3 separate regions of the Homo sapiens genome follow, and all the other regions are linked to region 1. The links are chromatin contacts, found by Hi-C or POLR2A ChIA-PET in ENCODE. All regions are on one chromosome and are shown on one strand. Each heading gives the region's core, a stretch centred on a gene start or an enhancer-like site at or near the end of the contact. The rest is flanking DNA. Distances are from core to core; before and after follow the strand shown. Region 1 has its middle 140 kb from the start of ARK2C. Region 2 has its middle 21 kb from the start of ARK2N. Region 3 holds the start of ARK2N (arkadia (RNF111) N-terminal like PKA signaling regulator 2N).

The links. Hi-C counts contacts between places; a loop is a spot of excess contacts on that map. ChIA-PET counts read pairs that join two places held with the same protein, here RNA polymerase II (POLR2A). Pooled maps may share reads with other maps.
Region 2: a loop to region 1 is called in a map of PC-9, with 5 times the contacts of the local background. The contact joins two enhancer-like sites. A Hi-C loop is called at or near these places in 2 of 168 maps with a recorded cell type or tissue (IMR-90 and PC-9), 1 of 37 single-sample maps with no recorded cell type and 1 of 50 pooled maps. POLR2A ChIA-PET finds 5 or more read pairs at or near these places in 1 of 52 experiments (OCI-LY7).
Region 3: a loop to region 1 is called in a map of breast epithelium, with 4 times the contacts of the local background. The contact joins the promoter of ARK2N here to the enhancer-like site in region 1. A Hi-C loop is called at or near these places in 25 of 168 maps with a recorded cell type or tissue (CD4-positive, alpha-beta T cell, CD8-positive, alpha-beta T cell, GM12878 and 17 more), 27 of 37 single-sample maps with no recorded cell type and 35 of 50 pooled maps. POLR2A ChIA-PET finds 5 or more read pairs at or near these places in 3 of 52 experiments (AG04449, GM12878 and H1).

The regions. Positions count from the first base shown.
Region 1 is chr18:46,468,235-46,471,433 of GRCh38, reverse strand. No RefSeq gene overlaps it. Among named protein-coding and RNA genes, the nearest start is that of ARK2C, 140 kb to the right of the region's middle. Within about 2 kb of position 1,738, at least 3 of the 41 ENCODE cell types and tissues checked have a DNase peak (open chromatin) inside an H3K27ac peak, as active enhancers do; they include PC-9 and breast epithelium, where a contact is called at or near this core.
Region 2 is chr18:46,151,155-46,154,353 of GRCh38, reverse strand. No RefSeq gene overlaps it. Among named protein-coding and RNA genes, the nearest start is that of ARK2N, 21 kb to the left of the region's middle. Within about 2 kb of position 1,738, at least 8 of the 41 ENCODE cell types and tissues checked have a DNase peak (open chromatin) inside an H3K27ac peak, as active enhancers do; they include PC-9, where a contact is called at or near this core.
Region 3 is chr18:46,172,549-46,175,747 of GRCh38, reverse strand. ARK2N (arkadia (RNF111) N-terminal like PKA signaling regulator 2N) reads right to left here and starts at 1,714. Exons shown (of 5, transcript NM_145055.5): 1 at 1,418-1,714. RefSeq lists enhancers at 701-830, 1,431-1,480, 1,511-1,770, 2,091-2,140.

The DNA of each region.
Region 1 (3,199 bases), core at 489-2,988:
CCATTCAGTAGAAGTTACCCCTGGTCATTCATTCATATGTCAATGCTGGGGAAAAAGTGGCAAGCAAAAGAGACGAAAATCCTGGATTTCATGGAGCTTATATTCTAACTGGGGGAAACAGATATAAACAAACAAATATATAAACTGTATGATATGTCATATGGAAACGCATAATGAAGAAAAATAAAGTAGGGAAGAGAGACATGGGGGATGTTTGCAACTTTAAATAGGGTGGTGAAAACTTGATATTGAATAAATAAATCCCTAATGCAGATGAGATGATGCCATGTAGACATCTGAGGGGAAAGCACTCCAAGCAAATGGAAAAGCAAAGATAAACCTGGAATGTTGTTGAAACTTCAGGGAGGCCACTGTAGCAGAAACAGCATGAGGTCAAGCAAGCCAATAAGGGATACGGTCAGAGCAGTGATGAGTCCTGCGGGACCTTGAAGGCACTTGAAGGTCTCTGGCATGTACTCTGAAAGAGATGGGTAGCTATTGGATGAGCAGAGAATGACATCATCTAACTTACATTTTAACTAGATCACTGGGGTTGCTATATTGAGGATAGATTATAGTGTAGAAGCAGGAAATCTGCTGGGAGGCTACTGCAATAGCCCTAGCATGAGATGAGACTGGCCCGGACCAGGTTGGTAGCAGTGAAAGTGCAGAGATCCTCTATATTCATAGAGGCAAAGCCTGTGACTGAGGGCTTTGCTCAGGGACTTAGGCATCTGTGGATTTTGATATCCGCAGGAGTACTGGAACCAATTCCCCAAGGATATGGAGGGCTGACTGTAGTTCAGAGTGGTCAGATTCTGGGTCTGTTTGGAAGGCAGAGCCACAGGCTATGTTGATGGATTGAATGCAAGATGTGAGACCAAGAAAAGAGTCAATGTTGACCAAAAAAAAAGTTACCCCTGTGCACCTGAAAGAATGGGGTTGCCATTTCTTGGGATGGAGAAGACTATGGGAAAAACAGACGCTTTTGTCTTGCTTGACTGTGCGGTTTTATTTTACATGGTGAGGGGAGAGTGAGAGTTCATAGTAAAGCTGTTTCTTGGACATCTAGGTAGACCCATGGGTAGGCAGTTCCCACTAGGAGTCTGGTGTTCAGGGGAGAGATGGAGCATCTTTGGTGTCATAGTCTGAAGAAGGGACTCTCTCTCTGGGTCCTCCATTTCCTCTGTGCATCCCTGGACATCCCTGGAGTAAAGCCAAAGGCCAAGAACTATGATTCAGAGACCTGGGTCTTAGGGGAGCAGCCTGGGATAAGAGTTGAGTGTTCTGGAGTCTGGGTTCAAATCCCAGCCTCACTTCCTAGCAGTGTACTTTGGGCAAGTTATGGAACTACCCTCTGCCTCCCTTTCCCCTGAAAATTGGAGATGATCCCAATGTCATGGAATTATTATAAGGATGAATGAGGCAGTTCATGTAACTGGCTTAGCACAGTGTCTGGCACCCAGTAAGGGCTTAGGAAGTGTTAACGGTCATTATCAGTTTCAGCCCTACCACTTATTAGGTTTGTAACTCTAGTGACTAGATGCACTCTCACTTTTTTTCTTGTTCTGTCCCACTATGACTCCAACAAAGACAAAAATCTGAAACCTGAGACTTTCAGCTCTCCAAGAGATCCTGCTGTCTTTTGGAACCAGCTCAGCACTCTGCAGGGAGAGGCTGCCAGGCTATTGCCAAGAAAACTTCAGCCTCAGAAGCAAGCTGTTGAAACAGGGCTGCCCCAGGGCTAGATGATAAAGGTAAACACTGACTCCAGCATCCCATTTCCTCTTCCCTGGTATTCCAGCCAGGGCTCTACTCCCCCTCCCGCCATACCTTAACCTTGTCTTTGCTGATGCCTCCAGCTCTCCCAAAGCTCTGGGCTTTTGACCTTGCAGCCTGCCCATGGCAGAAGGCTCCCTAGGAGGCTCCCCAGTCCAGGGAGATGACTCTAGTAACTGGCGAGACTGAATTCATCCTTATTCCTATCTGTTCTGGAAAAACCCTGTGTGTGTGCCTTAATGTTTCCAGCTCATTGTGCAAATACCCTTACTCACAGCTGAGTATCTGCACTGAAAGCTCAGGCAAACGAACATTGTAGCTCATCCTGGGCTGCTGGGTTTTGATCCCAAATGAGGCTACCAGTATATGTGGAAGAGAGCTTGAGGGCACTCCTCCAGTTCTAGGTCATTCACAGATGGGACTCTGCCCCCAGAGAGCTGAGTGCTTTGATGCCACTGCTATGGCCTCCTGCAGAATTGCCCCACCCTCTGTCCCTAAAGCCATATCCCCAGTCCATGCCAAAGGGCACCAGGGAAAATGGCCTTGCAGGCCTCTTAGGAGAGGCCAATGCCTCCTGCCCCCAGATGAAGACTCATACAGAAATGTCTTTATGGAAGTCCAGACACGTTTCCCACATCTGGGAAGCAAGCGTGGAGTGGGGTGCGTGCTGTGGCCTGAGAGCGCAGAGTGAGGGCTTTCACGTCCACTGCCAGCTGTGCGGCCCCACACTGCCATCTTCCCCTGAGCCTACTGTCCCCAGGCCCAGGGCCTCAGATCCAGTTCTCCAGAGAGTAAATGTCTTTGGAATATGGGTTATGGGAGTAGGTGAGTAGGTCCCTGGCTGGAGGTGGGAAAGGAATCCCAGTCTCTAACTGCTCCTTAAACTTCCAACCCATCTTCTCGTTTTCAGCTCCTTCATTGTACCCCACCCTTTAGAGATTTCTGGCGCTTCCAATTCTTAAGAAGCTTCCTTCACATTGACTTCTCAGCCGCAGGCTAGGAGGTGTCAGTTTTCTTCTCTCTGCTAATCGGTTTCATCTCATCCATCCTCTTTCATCTTGCAACACTTTGTTGACATTTCTCATGGCCTAGACCCAGTGGATTTAAGTGTTTCTGATTCTTTTGTGGTTCTTTAAGAGGAGCTTCCAGAACAAATGAGTTTAATCTCTGAATTTAAATGGAGCCATCTCCAGCTTTTAGTTGCTACGTCCTGGCTTTAGATAAATAAATAACTACAAATGTGTATATAAGGACACTTTATGTATTATCATAAGCTACCTCAAACCCTTACAGCCACAGATTCAGAAACATGTACCTAAAAACACACCTCTGACACATCTTCCATTTTTAACAAAGCAGTTCCTACTGGTTTATTCAAAGGAATTAGAAGGTAATAATGAGTTTCAGGTAGCAGCGAGAA
Region 2 (3,199 bases), core at 489-2,988, 320 kb after region 1:
CAGGCAAGGTGGATCACCTGAGGTCAGGAACTCGAGACCAGCCTGGCCAACATGGTGATGGATGCCGGTAGTCCCAGCTACTTGGGAGGCTGAGGCAGGAGAATTGCTTGAAACTGGGAGGCAGAGGTTGCAGTAAGCCGAGATCGTGCCACTGCACTCCAGCCTGGGCAACAAGAGCGAAACTCAGTCTCAAAAAGACAGAGACCAGCCAAGGGCTACACAATTAGTGGTCACCTGTCTCTCAGCATGACCAAAAGTCACAAGTTCCTTTGGCTTTAGATCCCCAACACAAAACCTTCCTCCATCTTTGAATTCTCTTCTCTGCAGCAGCTATCCTGAAAATCAACACAACTGTTGGAAAAGAGGGAATGGAAGGAAAAGAGCTCCTGGGAGTGGCTAACTGCTCTGGGTGGACTCACGACGCTTAGCCTATAAAATCTATTTGTCTATATTTGCATTGCCGGTATTCAGCAGAGGGGCTGATAGAGTGCTACGTAAGGTCTCCATTCTGACGAACCGAATGAATGCTTGCATGAATAGATGAATGGCTGAAGAGCCAGAAAACCGGAGATAGGAAACATTTTTTCGGAAATGGGTGAAGAAGGATTCTTTAAACAGCAGAGCAGTAAACTTGGCATTGCTCAGAGGCCTGTGTTGGGCTTGTGCTCCGGCTGGCGCCTCTCCCCATTCTCCAAGCATCTTTAAAGGTCATCTTGGGTTTTTTCCTCTCCTCTCCTTCATCCCTGTATCAAATTTGTTTCCAAGTTCTCTCATATCTCCTTCTTTTCCATCTCTGTTGCTACATCCTGGCCTAGGTGCTTATCACTTTGTGCTGGCCTGGACTCATATGTTGGGGCAGGGCTGAGCACAGAGGCCTGGGAGGCAGTTAGGAGGCTATCTCCCTGCATCAGGCTGCAGCTGACACCTGCTTTTGTCTCCCCTCTCCCTCCACTGCCTGTGGCCTCCTCCTTATCGGCTACCCTCATGTGCACCTTCAGCCTCCTCCCAGCCAGCTCTCAGCTCTCACCAGGCCAGGCACTTCCCACACTTTCAGGCTCGCTCCACCCCCTCACCCGTGCCCTCCCCTCCCCCAGCCCCTTCCTCAGGTTTCAATTAACTAGCTGCCCATAGATTGCAGCAAATTTATTCTCCCTGAAATAGAAGTGACCCATAACAAGGCTTAATGAGATCATCCCCCAAGGAATTTAATAAGGGACAATCCCTTTAGCCAGTCAGATGAGCGTGTCAGCTGTGTGTGAGGGAGTATTGGGGGAGGGAAGGCAGACAGTGGGTGCCCCACCTCTGGGGTGTGTTGGTGGTCCGGGCCCCTGGGGCAGGCGGCAGCGGGTGTGGGAAGCAGAGAGACCTGGCAGACCGGCTGGGTGGGACAGCACAGAAGCACAAGCTCACCTACTTCAGAAGTGTGCCAAGAGCTAGCAGGAAACCTGATGCCCTCCCTGACTCAGCTTCCCAGGAGCTCCCCAGGGCAGTCCTAGAGGTCACAAGCCCAAGAGTTTTAGGTATCATGGGAGGAAGATTGCAGAGTGGACCCTTTGCCCCCCAGTAAATTAACAGAGGTGGGGATGGATGCCCAGCATGGTTGCACGTCCCTTACAGAGCAGGGGAAAGAGGACATTTGTTTTTCCTGCTCTTGAAAGCTGATCGCCTCTGCAGCCAGGCGTGGTGCCAGTTGTGGTCAGCGTCTAGCCTGCTGGCAGATGGGTCATCAAGGACTCAGGGTGAGTCCTCAGCTGTCTGCATTTTGCAGCAGCCACCTCAACGACACACCTCCTTGGCACCCACAGCCCCCCACATGAGAGCACTAGCCTGCTCACCCATTAGAGAACGATTCTTCCTTCTCACAACGGTGCAGCACTCAGCATCTGCCCATACAGAGTCTCCAAAAGCTAGAGCCTGAGAGGCTCCTAGGTGTGACCCGGTTCAACCATTTCCCTAATTTACAGATGCACAACTGGGACCCAGGGAGGTTAAGAGACTTCCCTAATGTACTGGCTTTCTGTGTTGCCCACAAATCATCTAAAAATGATTGTCATATAGCAGATTAAAATAGCACATACTTAGCGTCATTTCTATGGGTCAGGAACCTGAGCTCAGCTTAGCTGCCTCCTCTGCTCCATGGTTTCCCCAGGCTGAAATCAAGGTGTCAGCTGGGGCTGGAGTCTCATCAGAGGCTCAAGCAGGGAAAGACCTGCTTCCAGGCTCCCTCAGGCTGTTGGCAGAATCCATCTTCTTGCAGCTGTAGGACCGAAGTACCCATTTTCTTGCTGGTGGTCAGCCGAATGTTCTCGCAACTAAATGCTGCCCCCTCTTCCTTGCCAAGTGGCTCTTTCCATAGGTCTTCTCATAGCAGGTCAGTTTCTTCAAAGCCAATAACTGAGAGAGAGTCTCTAACCTCAGGGAGGGGCCAGTCCTTAAAAGCCTTTTAAGGCTTTTAACTGATTGAGTCAGGCTCACCCAGATGATCTCCCTTTTGATGAAATGAAATCAACAGATTTGAGACCCTAATTACATCTTCAAAATTTCTTTACCTTTGCCATATTCTGTTTGTGAGAATCAAGTCACACAAAATTTGAATGTGTCCCACCCACATTCCAAGGGAGGGGATTATATCCCAGCTACTTGGGAGACTGAGGCAGGAGGATTGCTTGAACCTGGGAGGTGGAGGTTGCAGTGAGCTGAGATTGCACCACTGCACTCCAGCCTGGGCGACAGAGCAAGACTCTGTCTTGAAAAATAAATAAATAGGCCAGGTGTGGTGGCTCACGCTTGTAATTCCAGCACTTTGGGAGGCCGAGGTGGGTGGATCACGAGGTCAGGAGTTCGAGACCAGCCTGGTCAACACAGTGAAACCCTGTCTCTACTAAAAATACAAAAATTAGCTGGGCGTGGTGGTGCACACCTGTAATCCCAGCTACTCGGGAGGCTGAGGCAGGAGAATTGCTTGAACTCGGGAGGTGGAGGTGGCAGTGAGCTGAAATCACACCACTGCACTCCAGCCTGGGCGACATGGCTAGGCTCCACCTCAAAAATAAATAAATAAATAAATAACATGAAAAGTAGCAGATGGGAAATTTTAGGGCCATTCTAGGGTCTGTCTACCACATCTAATGTCACACAGCTAGGTAACAGCAGAAACAACATCTAGAACCTAGGTTTCTTATAGAAACAGGTCCCTGGG
Region 3 (3,199 bases), core at 465-2,964, 300 kb after region 1:
GGGCAGATCACGAGGTCAGGAGGTCAAGACCAGCTTGGCCAACGTGGTAAAACCCCGTCTCTACTAAAAATACAAAAATTAGCTGGGCGTGGTGGCGCGTGCCCGTAATCCCAGCTACTCGGGAGGCTGAGGCAGGATAACTGCTTGAACCATGTGTTTTTTTTTTTTTTGTCCTGAGACTCCTCAGGACATCAGGCAGTAACTATCAATTGTAGGCCTCTAAAAATGCTTGTTAAACCAAAAGGCAATGCTCTGATTACTGGAGGAATCTAGATTGCCAAGATCAGCAAAACTACATTAGAAAGTTAATAGCTTCCATCCTTAAAATATCCCAAGAGAAGAAAGGGAGTGATTCTGTTAGCATGTACCCAATACTACACAATAAAAGCCTAAGCAAAATTGGCAGATGTTTTTGTAATTAAGAGGTCCAACCTTGACGAAGTATCATCAGTAGGATTTTAATTCTACTGGGTAAGAGGATTCAGAAAGCAAAAGGTCAGGCAAAAAACGAAAAACCCATCCAAACAGAAACTGCTCAAGGATCTGGTAGGGCTCGTACCGATGTTCTCTACTTCAACCTGTGAGCATCAATTTTGTGATGGGGGCTGCCGGGGACGGGGGTCGGGGCGGGGGGGTGGACAATTTTAAAGTGAGAATGAATGGCTTGCGTAAAGGCGATAGTCTTTAACACGGGTTCGTCAGTGTACATCCTCGCCGGTTTTGAAATAAAGTTGACAAACTCCCCAGAAGCGGTCTATTTTGGAGACTGACACATCTCTCGCATTGACTGGAGGCGCCTGCCGACCGAAGGTAGTGGAAGCGCCGAGAGGCAGGCGGCGCCAAGCCTATAAGAAAGCCTTTTCTCCCTCCACCAAGGCCACTGCGGCCGCGGCGCCGGAGCTCTCCGCTGCAGGGGCAGGTGTCGGCGCCAGACCCCCTACTCTCGGAGCTGGCGGAGTTGCCGCCACTGCTTCCCCCGCGGGCCTAGGAGCCGGAAAGTTGCGTGAAGACAACTCCAGGGCCGTGAAGTCGCTTCCCCCCGCAGCCCGGGGACTGCGGCACCTCCAGCCTCCCCTCAGCACCCCCGGAAAAGGACTCGCCTCAACCCGGCCCCAGCGTCTGGGGGCTTGGAGTGCCGGAGCCAACTCCGCCGGGCCGGGAGGACGCTAGGGTCACCAACGGCGGACGAGCAAGGAGGTCGGAGAGGTGCGATGCCCCAGCGTCAGCCGGCAATCCAGGCTGCGAGTTCCCGGCGCCCACCAGCCAGGCCCGCTAGGACCCCAGCGTCCGGACGCCGCAGAGCCCTCACCGCGGCCCGCAGCCCTCCGATTCGCCCCGACCCCTCCCTGGGACGCAACCCGGGCCCCCCAACTCGACCAGTAGCCAGGCCGCGGCCCTGCGCCCCTTCCCGCCTCACCTGCGCTCCGCGGCGACTCCGTGCCTTCTCGCTCGCTTCGCGCGCGCCCCGTCGGGGCACGCACCGAACCCCCGGCCGGGACTCTTCCCCGCTGCGGTGACTCAGGACGCGACGGCCACCGCCGCCTTCTCCTCCTCGGAACAAGCCCCGGCAGCGAGCAGTGGGTCGCGGTCAGAGCCCCTGCCGGGACCAAAGTGAACCTCGCCGCCTCCGCAGCCTCTACCACCAAGTCCCTTCAGTCGTCCGCGCCGCCCCCAAGAAAATGTCACCAGAGGCCGTTCCGCTGGGCGCCTCACTTCCGCCCGGAAACACAGAGCCCGCGTCGGCCGGCTAGAGAGGCAGCTGCGCCGGAGACCTCTGGAGACTGGCGCCCGAGGCCCGAGAAAAGCCAGACAGCGCCATCTGGCGCGATGGAACCCGCGCTCCTCCCGCTGCAGACCGCGGGGCGTGAAGGCGCCGGCTCCCCGGGCTTCTTTCCCGCGCTCCCTCCTTCTGTTGAGACCGTCACCTTCCCGAAATGTCTTTCCCGGGGGGTGGGAAAGCCACTCAATGCAAGCCAAGGACAATGCCTTCAGCAAAGGACAGCGCTCCCTTTTCTGTGCGCTGCTCAGTACTCACCCCCTCCTGAAGCCCTTCCGAAAGCAGCTTGCGGTGTCTGAATCCCAGAGTCGCTCCAGCGGAGAGCCCGTGCCCTTCTCTCCCCGCTTTTTCGCGGATGCCGATAGCTGGGCTCGGGGAGACTCGGCTGAGCTCTTCTCGGGCAGCGGCACCAATATCTGCTCAAGTTTCTGTCCGGGCACCTTGCAGGCCTTGCAGATCGACCGCCACCTGCTGGTGGGACGTGGCCCGCTGGGGAGACCCCGCTCTGCCCCGAATTCCGCCTCTGCAGTCGCCCTCCGATTTGCAGTCAGCCCTGGGGAGGGTGGGGGAAACGAGGTGGACCCGAACCCCGAAGAAGGGGAGGAGGGCGCAGGCCCACTGGCGGGTGGAGCGTTTCCCAAGGAGGAGCAGGAGATGCTGAAGACATATCTCAAGACTCAAGATCTGGCCAAGGACCCGCGCTCCCCCAAAGCAAAGCAGTGTTTTGAGAAGAAAAATAATAATAATAAAGCTTTGAGGAGGAAAATGTAAACGGTCTTTACCTTTACAGAGCTGTGCTGGAACCTCGGATGAGACCCGTCAAGAGGAGATTCTGAAAATCTCACACCACTGGGTCCGCACTCCCCTAAATATCAGTCTCCCCCTTCAGACCAGGCCCCTTAGTTCCCCCACTTCACTCATTTTTTCTGACTGCCTACAGGAGTGCGAGTTTTTCATCCCCAACTACAAGAATAAATTAAGAAAAGAAAATAATTTTATTATACCAGGCACCTTGCATTTAAATGGGTTAAATCCACTGAATCCTCATTACAACTCATAACAACCCTATGAGTTGGATGGCGTTACTAGTCCCAAATTGCAAAGGTGGAAACTGAGGGACAGAGTGACCTGCCCAAGATGACACATCCAAGTAAGTGGCAGTGTTGGATTCCAACACAGGCAGAGCTTACTTTCTTAACCACAGCCACCAACTGCCTCACTGAGAATCACAGAGAACGTAGTGTGTGCTAGCTAAGTAGTTTATCCGTGTATGTTATTTCACTCGTTCATTCATTTATTTACTTTCTGCTACCTGAGTCCTCAAGGGATTTGAGAGGTTATGGGGTAGTGACAAGAGCCCAGCCTATTTCAGGAAAAAAAGAAAAGAAAAGGAAAAATCACACTAAGATCACAACTTTCAGT